Regions from separate parts of the Homo sapiens genome. Here region 1 is linked to region 2. Evidence: chromatin loops called from intact Hi-C (ENCODE). Cell type or tissue: breast epithelium. All regions are shown on one strand. Each heading gives the region's core, and the rest is flanking DNA. Links, peaks and the distances in the headings are about the cores only.

Evidence for each region. A loop is a pair of places that touch in the nucleus more often than their neighbours do. Peaks named below come from ENCODE experiments on the same cell type or tissue, not always from the same donor. Only the 100,000 strongest peaks of a DNase experiment are listed, where the experiment ranks them.
Region 1: a loop joins it to region 2, with 18 times the contacts of the local background. A loop is called at or near these places in 6 of 110 quality-filtered maps.

Annotation. Positions count from the first base shown.
Region 1 is chr18:37,391,485-37,396,864 of GRCh38, reverse strand. All of the region lies in intron 2 of CELF4 (CUGBP Elav-like family member 4), which reads left to right. Among named protein-coding and RNA genes, the nearest start is that of SNORA111, 72 kb to the left of the region's middle. In breast epithelium, for the core only: no CTCF peak of the experiment used is centred there; a DNase peak (open chromatin) is centred at 2,624; H3K4me3 peaks cover 1,163 bases; H3K27ac peaks cover 1,303 bases; H3K27me3 peaks cover 432 bases.
Region 2 is chr18:36,939,551-36,944,930 of GRCh38, reverse strand. All of the region lies in intron 5 of KIAA1328, which reads right to left. Among named protein-coding and RNA genes, the nearest start is that of KIAA1328, 110 kb to the right of the region's middle. In breast epithelium, for the core only: no CTCF peak of the experiment used is centred there; no DNase peak of the experiment used is centred there.

The sequences.
Region 1 (5,380 bases), core at 133-5,132, 450 kb before region 2:
ATAGGTTCTTGGCTTCCTCTAGGAGGGCTGTCTGGGAGGAACACACGTGGTGGCTTGGCTGTGCGGTCACTGAGACTGAGGTCATGGGTTCACACCCTACAAGGTGTGGGGGAAAGAATCCAAATCTCCTATCCCAGACTGACCCCAATCATAGACTCAGAGTGATCCTAGTTTTCTCCAGTCACCCGCCTCATCCATGCTGTCTCTTATAAGGACACTGGCAAGACCGTGCAGCTGCATTCACTCAACCAGGGCTTACTGAGCACCTACTATGTACCAAGCTTAGTGCAGAGGACACAGCTGTGAGCAATGGAAACACCTTGCTCTCACAGCGGCTCACCTCATCAGCTTTTATCCCTGACTCACTCACCGTGGTCTTTTATTTGTTTCTGTTTGTCTGTTTTTAATCCTTCTGAAAACCTATTCCCATCTACCATCTTGAGACATGTTTTCAATAGCCAAAAATTTACAGATGGAAAAAGGGCAGCACAGCTAGGACAAGAATTTGGATCTCCCATCTTGCAGCAACACATTGTTCAAGCTCTGTAGCATGTGCTGTGTGGTCACAGGCTGCACAAGAGCACTGAGGCCAGGGGCCACAGTGGCGTGTGGCTGTTGGCAAGGCAGGCAGAGGTACTTGCAACCTCACATCCACTAGCACATCCAAATGCATCTTTGCTGAGTCCTGAGAGAAATGTGACAAGTCAGAGTCTTCTTGCAGTCTTGTACTTATGGACAGAGAGAAAGAACCCACAGACTAGACAGAATCCTTAATCTGGTCGGGGACCATGGGTTGGATTTACCTAGACAGGCAAGAATGGGGAGAGTATCAGAAGGGGGGACCTATGAAGACCAAAGATGCCAAGGAGGAGTGAGTGAGACAAAATTGCCAGGGTCCATGAAGGGAGCCGAGCAAGAAGAGAGCAGGTGTGGCTTAGAGCACGGGAGTTAGATGGATCAGTCTAGCTGGATGGGGCTGGGAGGGCCTTGGATCCCAGGCTGGGGAGTTCACACCATGGGGAGCTGAGTGCCCCAAAGCCAGCCTCCTTTCTCCTCTGGCTGCCATGTGGGGGCCTCAGGACTGGGTCTGGTAATTGTGTGTGCTATTTGGAGTTCTCAGCACCTGGCAAGCCAGGCTGGCCCCCAACAACCAAGAGGTCAATTGGATTGGACTTCAGCGCCTCTACCACTTGACAGAGTCGTGCCCCCAGGCAAGAAACAAGATGACAGATTCTCTCTGTGAGATGGGGACCCTAGCATCCACCCCTCACTCACCTGACCCCTCAGGGGCTTAGTGTTTTACAAGAGGATCCCAGAGAGAACTACTGATCTCAAAATGACAAACTGCTATAGTGGACACCAAGATACTGTGGTTCCCTTCCCCTAAATCTCCAGTGAGCACCTGCTATGCATGAAGTGTGCGGCGCAGGAACGGGGAGGATACAGAGGGGTCAGCTCAGACTGCAGCTTGCAAGAGCCTGGAAGGGAGAGGAGGGAACGTGTCTGGCCTTTAACACACAGCCCAGCCCGCCGTGGGAGCAGTCATCACCCACCAAATGAAGTAGTGCAGGAGGAAATGGTGGGGGAAGCACACAAAAAAAGCATTCTCACCAGGACCGTGGGTTGTAAGTGCCACAGGAGAAGTGCAACATGACTGCAGGAGAAAGTGAGCCTCTGCCTCCCTGTCCACTAAGGCTCTGCCAGGGAGACAGTGAACATGGCATAGACGAGGTGACATGGTGAGGGGATATGTAGACAGAAATAGTGGTCGAAGCCCAGGAAGATATGGGAAACCCATGGCCACGGGCCTTGGACAGAATTTGAAGGTTGGCAGTGGACAGGTGAGACTTGGATCTGCAGGGGTGGGTGGCAGACTTACTCTGGGGACAGTGAGTGGAGGCCGGGTGGGGGGTGGGGGGCGGGTCTTGGGCATGGCAGGAAGGCTGTGGAGTGATGGCCACCAGACAGGCCTGCCAGGGAGGGAGTGATGCTGGAGCACCCACACAGCCTAGGGCCTAGGAGGTGGCCCCAGTGGCCACTGCAAGAGCAGGTCAGGAGCTGCCCTGGTCTGGGGGGAGTGGGTGGCTGACACTTGCATCCTGGAGACAGCAGACTGCTGGGTGTGGCAGGCCTCCTTCTGGACCCTTCAGTCCTCCCACCTTCTCACCCGTGTGACACCCCCCATGTCTGCAGTGGAGTGGAGGGGTGCTGGGGCTGTCGTGGGAGGGCCCTGGCATCGCCTTATGAAGACATCTGTGTCTCTAATGAAAAGTTACCCGTTGCCGGGCAGGGGAGAGACACAAATCATTAGGAATCAATTTAGCTCTGGCCAGCCATCTGCCTGGGCCTCACTTTGGGGGAGCCGGCCGCTGCCTCATCACACGCTCCACCTCCCAGCCCAGCCAGGAAGCACGCGCGGCCAGAAGGAGGCCCGGCTGCTGGACCAAGGGCAGCTCACGGCCTGCCTGGTGCCCGCATGGTATGCCCGTGGACGCCGGCCAGGTCTAAGGTCACGGCGGCTGCACGCGAGCAGGAGGGGAGAAGCCGCCCAATTCCGTCCCCCAGCTTCCTGCCTCCCGCCCCGCGTCCCTCTCCCTGCTCTGCGCTGCCCGCGCCCTCCGCCCCGCCCCTCGCGCCTGTCCAGAGTGGGAGGTGGCGGCTGCCGAGCCATCTCTCTGGCCATGGTCACAGCTCGGTTGCTATGGAGGCCGGAACCCCGCTGCCCCGCCCCCGTCGGGCCGGTCCCCGAGCATCTGCCGCGGGCCCCTCCCGCGGGTCTCGGAGCCCAGCGCCGCCCAGAGGAACGCGCCAGTTGTCGCGCGCGCCCTGCGGCCCCCGACAAGCTGGCAATTTGTTGTTGTTTGTAGAGTGCTTTTGTCATGCAAATCCCAGAGCCGACCTCTGGCGCTCCGCTCGGAGGAGGTGGGGTGTTTTTGCCTTTTTTTTTTTCCCTTAGCCTTTGCAGTTGGAATTATTGGTGTTGCTTAAAATTAAAAAAAAAAAAAAAAGCCGCGTAAAGGAATATCACTTAATTTCATTTGAGTGTAGCATTTGTCGCTGTCAAGTGTGCTCCGCACCTTCAGAGATTGCTCAGATTGGGGATGGGTTGTTAGTTAAAAGGTGAAGGAATCTGCCTAGATGGGCACCTGTCACCAAGAGAGACTCAGGTACCGGGGCTGGAGCACCAAGTCCCAACTCCAAAAGCCAGCCCCACCCAGTGTAGCCCACACCTCCTCTCCCCACCACATGCCTCTGTGGGACTTGGTCCCCTCGGGGGATGTGGGGCTGCAGGCTGCTGGCAGAGCCCTCCCTCTGTGAGCAATGAGTTCCCTGCAGGACTCCAGGCAGCCCAAACCCAGCTTTGCCCACCCAGACCTGGGCCCAAGTGTCCAAAGGGCTGCTTCTTGAAAACCTGAGCCACCCCGTCCACAAGTTCCTGAGCAGCCCCTCCTGAGGGTGAAAGTTGGGCCCCAGCCAGTGCCCTGGAGAACAACGAATGAATGACCCCTTTGTGTAAATTTACCCCATGCCCTGTTTCCATGGCTCTGAGTGGCTTTGAGCAAGTGCCAGGTACATCCCATCAGGAGGTCTGTATCTGGGGTGGGTCTTCCCCACTGGGTGCCAGGCCAAGCTGGGCACCCCTTGACCAGGAGGTAGCAGGAGGGCATCAGGGTATCCCCGAGAGGAACCAAGCCATCTCCTCAAGCCTGTACCCTGTCCCTGCAATCCATGTGTGTGTCCAACACACCGCAGTCCCTGTGTCTCTCTAACACACCGCAGTCCCTGTGTCTCTCTAACACACCGCAGTCCCTGTGTCTGTGCAACACACTATGCCTAGGCATATGCTGGTGTCAGGCCCCATGCTGGGCATGGGGCACCACAGGGAACAGACAAAAATAAAATCTGCCCCCTTGGAATGGAATGACATGGGAGAAGGGAGATAATCTACCGATAAACAATATCAATGTAGGCGCTGATAAGAGCTTTGAAGAGGATGAAGCAGATGACGGGGGAAAGGGAAGGGGCTGTTTGAGATGTGGTGTCAGGGAAGCCCCTACTGAGGTGACTTTGAGCTGAGACCTGAGGGACCACTGAAGCATGCTCAGTAGCACAACAGGCTAGTTTCTTTCTACAACAAACAAAATCCATCTGAGTTTGTGAATTGCAGAATGCTTTTTTAAGCATTTGGGTCCAATGCTTTGGGGACCAGGAATTAAATGGTCTGCTAGGGAGTGCTGCCATACTGCACTAGGTAGCATCTCTACTTTGCTTGTGGGCACAAAGGAACTTTGGAGGTGAAGGAAACAGCCTGTTGTTGGAGGGAAGGCAGAGCATGGCCTTGCAGTGAGCGCTGCCTCTTCCCCGCTCCTCTCAGCTCTGGGTTTCTAGTTCATCCGAGTGGTCAGCGGTCAGATCCAGTGTGAGGAGCACTAAGCAAGAGGCTTCACCACATCTTCTTTCACAAGCTGTGCACCTAAACATGGAGGGTTCAACAGTGCTTTCGGGGGTTGCCCCTTATGCAAAACAGATGGCCCAGTGCAAGCACAGAGCAACGCAAGCTAAAAATGGGGATGGCTGTGGGTGGCTTTCATGGAGGTACCCTGGGGTGCAACTAGGTCTTCTCTCCGTGACGGAGCCTGTCCTAGCCCCAGCTCACCAGCTCACAGCTCTTCCCCAGAACTAGCTTGTTCTTGGGGGAAAACCTTTCTTTCTCCCACTTCCCCCACCACAGTGATGAGCAGATATGGGTGTGTGAAGCTGAGTCATCGTCACAGAAGTGGAAGGGAGCAGAGGCTCTCAGCCCCCAGGGTCTCCCTGAATTCGGTTCTGGTGACCCAGTTGCAGGCATTATGGTTTACCCCTCTGGTTCTCAGCCTTGCACACTAAAAGCCACCCTGGGACCAATTGTGCCTTGGATCCAGGCTTTCAGGGTGGGGTAAGACAGGCGAAACTCCGCAGCTGAAAACGCCTGGTGCCGACTGCCTGCTCCTGTCTGCGCAGAGCACACTCACTGCAGCCTCTGAGCTGCTCGGAGCCTTATCCTAGCTGTGCCTCTCTTGTGTCCTGAATCTCCCCCCAGACACTCAGTGTCCTGCCATCTGCCCTTGGTGGCATCCTCTCTGACAATCAGAAAACAAGCTCTATGCAAGGCCCTGAGGGGATTCAGGCGAGAATTCACTACGTGGACCAGCCAGCATTTATTGAGCATGGACCCTGACCTGGTCGCCATGCCATGGGTCAGGACATCAAGACAACCAAGGGAAGGCATGGTCTGATGGGGGAGATAGACACATGAACAGATCATGGCAATGACAGAGACATGGGGTGGAGGGTGCCCAGCCCGGAAGACAGGACCACTCCAGCACAAAGACTGTTCGAC
Region 2 (5,380 bases), core at 172-5,171:
CACAGTCTCTGTTTCCTCAGTTCCAGTTTACTTTTTGGCCCTATATGTTTTCCATCACTCACTCTATTTAAACTGGATTCTTGACAAGTATTCTTTAATCTATTAATTGTTAAATGTAACAACCTGATTTGGGGTTTTATCCTCTTTGCTGGTCACTTCCTTCTTCAACAGATCTCCTCTCCTGGTTTCGCAGTTACTGGTTCATTCTGTTTCTTCCTTACTGATTGCTCCTTAAATCTCTTTCACTGATATCCTTTTCTTTACCCATCATTAAATGGACATACTCCCTAAGATAATGTCCAAGAACCTACTCTGTTTGTGCTACTTCCCCATGACCTTGTATTTTTTTTTTGAGACAGAGTCTCACTCTGTTGCCTAGGCTGGAATGCAGTGGCGTGATCCCAGCTCACTGCAAGCTCCGCCTCCCGGGTTCACGCCATTCTCCTGCCTCAGCCTCCTGAGTAGCTGGGAACAGAGGCGCCCGCCACCATGCCTGGCTAATATTTTTGTGTTTTTAGTAGAGATGGGGTTTCACCGTGTTAGCCAGGATGGTCTCGATCTCCTGATCTTGTGATCCGCCCGCCTTGTCCTCCTAAAGTGCTGGGATTACAGGTGTGAGCCACCGCGCCTGGCCCCCATGACCTTATATTCTACCACAGCTTCAAATTCAATACAGAGGCTGGAGATCCCCAAATTTCTACTTCTTAGCTATTCAAGAAAAACAGTATGACATGAGGTTCTACAGCAGTCCCATTTTACAAACATGATTATTATCCAGTAGAGTATGCACACATATTTGGTACTATATAGTTTATGAAGTGTAGGTAAGACAATTGATAAACATCCAATTCTTCCAATCATTTTCAGTATTTTCAAATCATAATGTTGAATTTTTACACTTAAATAACAAGAGTTAATGCTCCAAGAAAGTTTATCGTCCTACTACTGTTTACAGCATCATGATAATAGTGTTAAATGATGTCACTTTTTAACAGGAAAGTGCTAATACATACCAGTTACATTTTAAGGAAACATGAAATTTACTTTACCAGAGAATAATATCTCATGATTAGTTCCTGATTTGATTACTCTTTGAAGTGAATCCAAAATGGCATATGGTATAATACAAATGAATTAAGTTAGGATAACCTATATATAATAAAAGAGAAACCACACTGAATAAAGTTAAGGACTATGTTATCCATCAAAACAAAATTTCTTCTTTTTCTCCAACTGGCATCAATTAAATCACAGTATTATTCAGTTTTCCAACACCCAAATGACTTGTTTTCTAGTTCTATCTATACCACCTGTGCAAAAATTGTTCAAAAATAACTTAAAAGCAATGAACAATGCTAAATAACTCCCCACTCTGGTTAAAAACACTGATATGATCTATTTATATTAATCAAATAAAGATTACAGGTATTGCAAGACTACTGGACTTAACATTATCAGTGATGAAGCAGTTTATCTTTATCTGGCCCCTAGTTCAGATAATGGCTCTGAAATATATAAACCATGTAGAATGACAGACTGTGTTTTAAGACACACAGATCACCACTTGGGCATCAGCAGGTATCAATGCTGAGCAAGTCAACACATCAGCTAAGAAAGGTTCTATAATGAAAGTAGTTGTACACTTAAATAAAATACTACAAACAAAATTTTTGTTCCTTTATAAAAGGCAAATCTATCCTTTCATAATAAATATGCATACAAAGTTGGATTACAGCAATCATTATAGCAAGGGTTAGGTACTATTTATAATATATGACATTCCCTTTCAATATACATGCCCCAAACAAACAAGGAAGGCACTCTGCCCAGGTACATTGTTAGCTCCTTCAGTGCACACCAAGTGTTTTACATAAAGATGTCTGATGGGCCCTGATTCCTATACCCAGGGAGCAGTCTGCATAACACTGTAACAAATTCTAATAAGGCTAAGGGAATTAAATTTGCTTTGGCATCATTTCTAGGGCTGATTCCTGGAATAAAATTTGGGAATGTTCTGTCTCTATGAATTGGTAGAGAAATTTTAAATTAACATATGTGTCGATCAAGTCACCTGTTAAATCTCCCTTTTATTAAGCAGTAAGAGTCACAATAATATAGCTAAAAACATTCGCTCCCCAGTATACAGACATAATGTCTCAGCTATATGATGGCTAATTTCTACCATACACAAGAGATCAATTAAAAGTGAAATGCAAGGTCTAGTGGGTGGCACAAGACTAAGCCACAGAAAGGGTTACTCCTATTAAAAATTAATCTGGATTTTGTTTTCTCATTAAAAAATACATTCAGATTATAAAATGAAAACAAAAGCAACACTGCACAATTTAGCTGTCTTTTTCTACCAAATTGCTTATAACTGTAACTATAAAATGATAATTTACCATACGTATAGCTGCAAAACTAAGAAAAGCACTCGTCAGTGGTGCTGCGATTTGTGAACCTACTACTCCCCCTACTGCCTGTGGAACTGAATTGCAGTAAAATTAAAGGTTTGTTCTATGTCTCTAACAAAGCGTGAAATTTCATATACAGTCAGTTCTGCTACACCACTTGTTCAGAAAACCAAAATTCGTTCCTGTGCATTTGATGTATTTGGAAGCAATTTGAGCATAACGTGAATATCACTGTGAGAAACACCAGGTGCAGGCAGAAAACTACATCTAGCTGACCAAGCCCAGTAGAAATATTTAAAATATGCGCCAACAGGCCTCACATCTTAAATATCTTCCAGCTATTTCAGTTCCCTTTGTGTTATAAGCCATACCTACTAATAGATGGTGTTACAACTTTATATCCCACTTCAGCAACCTTCCCTATACCATTTTACAATAACTCAGAAGCTGCAACCCTTTCAATATTAACTTCCACAAGCATACTTCAGTTTTTTCAAGGCAAAGTACCATATTTATTGTAGTATTTATGAATTTCTTTATAACATAATGCATGTACAACTGTTCTATCATTTTTATTAGGTTCTTTTTTTTCTTAATGTTTCACTAAACAATTTCTTTTTATTGTTGTACTTCTAAACCTATTTTTCCCATAAGCTTCCTGGGGTCTTTAGTAATGATTCTGCATGGTATGGTGATTTTTAGAAATGCAAATGTCTCCTTATAGCAGAACTGACCATACAGTAGTAAAATGTAAATGCCTCTTCTATATTTGTGAATAGGGTAAGAGTAATTATGAATAAATATCAAAATTTTATAATTTTAAAAAATGTGTTTTATATGTCTATTTCCATGAGAGTATTACTGACTTTTTCTATCTCATTTAATTAATTAATATTTATATACATGTTTATTTATTTTGAGATGGAGTCTTGCTCTGTCTGTCGCCCAGGCTAGAGTGCAGTGGCGCAGTCTCAGCTCACTGCAACCTCCGCCTCCTGGGTTCAAGTGATTCTCCTGCCTCAGCCTCCCGAGTAGCTGGGATTGCAGGCATCCACCACCAGGCCTGGCTGGTTTTTGTATTTTAGGTTGAGATAGGGTTTTACCACGTTGGCCACGCTAGTCTCGAACTCCTGATCTCAAGTCGGCAGTCCACCTCAACCTCCTAAAGTGCTGGGATTACAGGCATGAGCCACCACACCTGGCCTCTATCTCCTTTTAAAAAGGCTAGAAAGGCTCTCTCTCTCCTCAGGTACAGAGCTTTATAAGAATTCAGGAGAAAAAAATTATACATGTATGTGTGGGTATACATATTTTTAAATATGTTAAAGTATATATATTGAAATCTGTCCCTTTTGCTATTCAAACTATTAATCATACCAAACGGTTTGTGTCCCTGCTCTAATTTGACAACCAAGATCTTTCCAGAAGCCTGAGGTGAGTAAACGTCCAACTGACTCAAAAAATGGGATGATTCCTTATTTCGCGTTCACTTATCATTCAAAATCTGAATTGGTCAAAAGTCGCATAAGAAAAATGAGCACTCGGCTGTGCATGGTGGCTCATGCCTATAATTCCAGCACTTTGGGAGGCCGAGGCGGGTGGATCACAAGGTCAAGAGATCGAGACCATCCTGGCTAACATGGTGAAACCCCATCTCTACTAAAAATACAAAAATTAGCTGGTCGTGGTGGCATGTGCCTATAATCCCAGCTACTCAGGAGGCTGAGGCAGGATAATCGCTTGAACCCGGGAGGCAGAGGTTGCAGTGAGCCGAGTTCGCACCACTGCACTCCAGCCTGGTGACAGAGCGAGACTCCGTCTCAAAAAAAAAAAAAAAAAAAAGTAAAATGAGCACTCTATTTACCAATGATGAATGCAGCTTATTATAGGCTTTTCAGTCTTCTGAAAAATACAGGCATTACATTCATATAAAAGGGAAGTCAGGATAAAACTTCAAGAATTCATAGCCTTTCACTTAGTTAATAGTCTTACATCAAATGCTTCACAACTACAGCAAGCTTTGTCAACGGCATACCTTTCTTATCAAAGTACACTTCATGAATAGTTGTCTACACTGGGTTTAACCTTTCTATATAATCAACCTGCCATAAAAAGAGAAAAACTTACTGTCAGGAAGGAAGTCTAAGTGTGGTCCAGGGACAGCAGCACTGGTATCATCTGGGAACTTCTAAGACATGCAAAATCCTGAGCCGCACTCTAGATGTGGATTCGATTCTGCATTTTATCAAGCTGCTCAGGTGATTAACGTGTACCTTATAGCCTGAGGAGCACTGGTTAACAAGCACTGTCTAAACCACTATGACAAAATTCTAGGTTCCATTTCTGCCCATCTTGCACTTCTGAAGTCAAGAAAAGCAGCTTTTCTGTCTCCAAAGTCATATCTTTTTATAAGAAATTAACTGGAATGTTCATTTTTTAAAATGTGCCATTTTATCAGTCTTTCCCACCTTGTTAGAATACAGTGTCTTTGGACACAATGGATAAAAAAATTCAACTATTTCTCTTTCAAAAGATATCTGAGATAAAATTGACTAAATATGTCTAAATGTTAATTCCTAAAAAGACATATATAAAAGAATATATAAAATAGATATTTTTTCATATATACATGTAAAACAGCAGACATTTGTTCAATAAAAACCGTGGTGATCATCTCAATAGATGTAGAAAAGGCATTTGACAATATTCAACATCCTTTCATAGTAAAAACTCTCAACAAATTAGGCACAGAAAACATGTACCTCAACACAATAAAGGTCATATATGAAAAGCCCACAGCTGACATTATACTCAATGGTGAAAAGTTAAATGCTTTTCCTCTAGGATCAGAAACAAGAAAAAGATTACCACTACACCACTTTTATTCAACGTAGTGCTGGAAGTTATAGCCAGAGCAATTAGACAAGAAAAAAAAGTAAAAGGCATCCAAATAGAAAAGGAAGAAG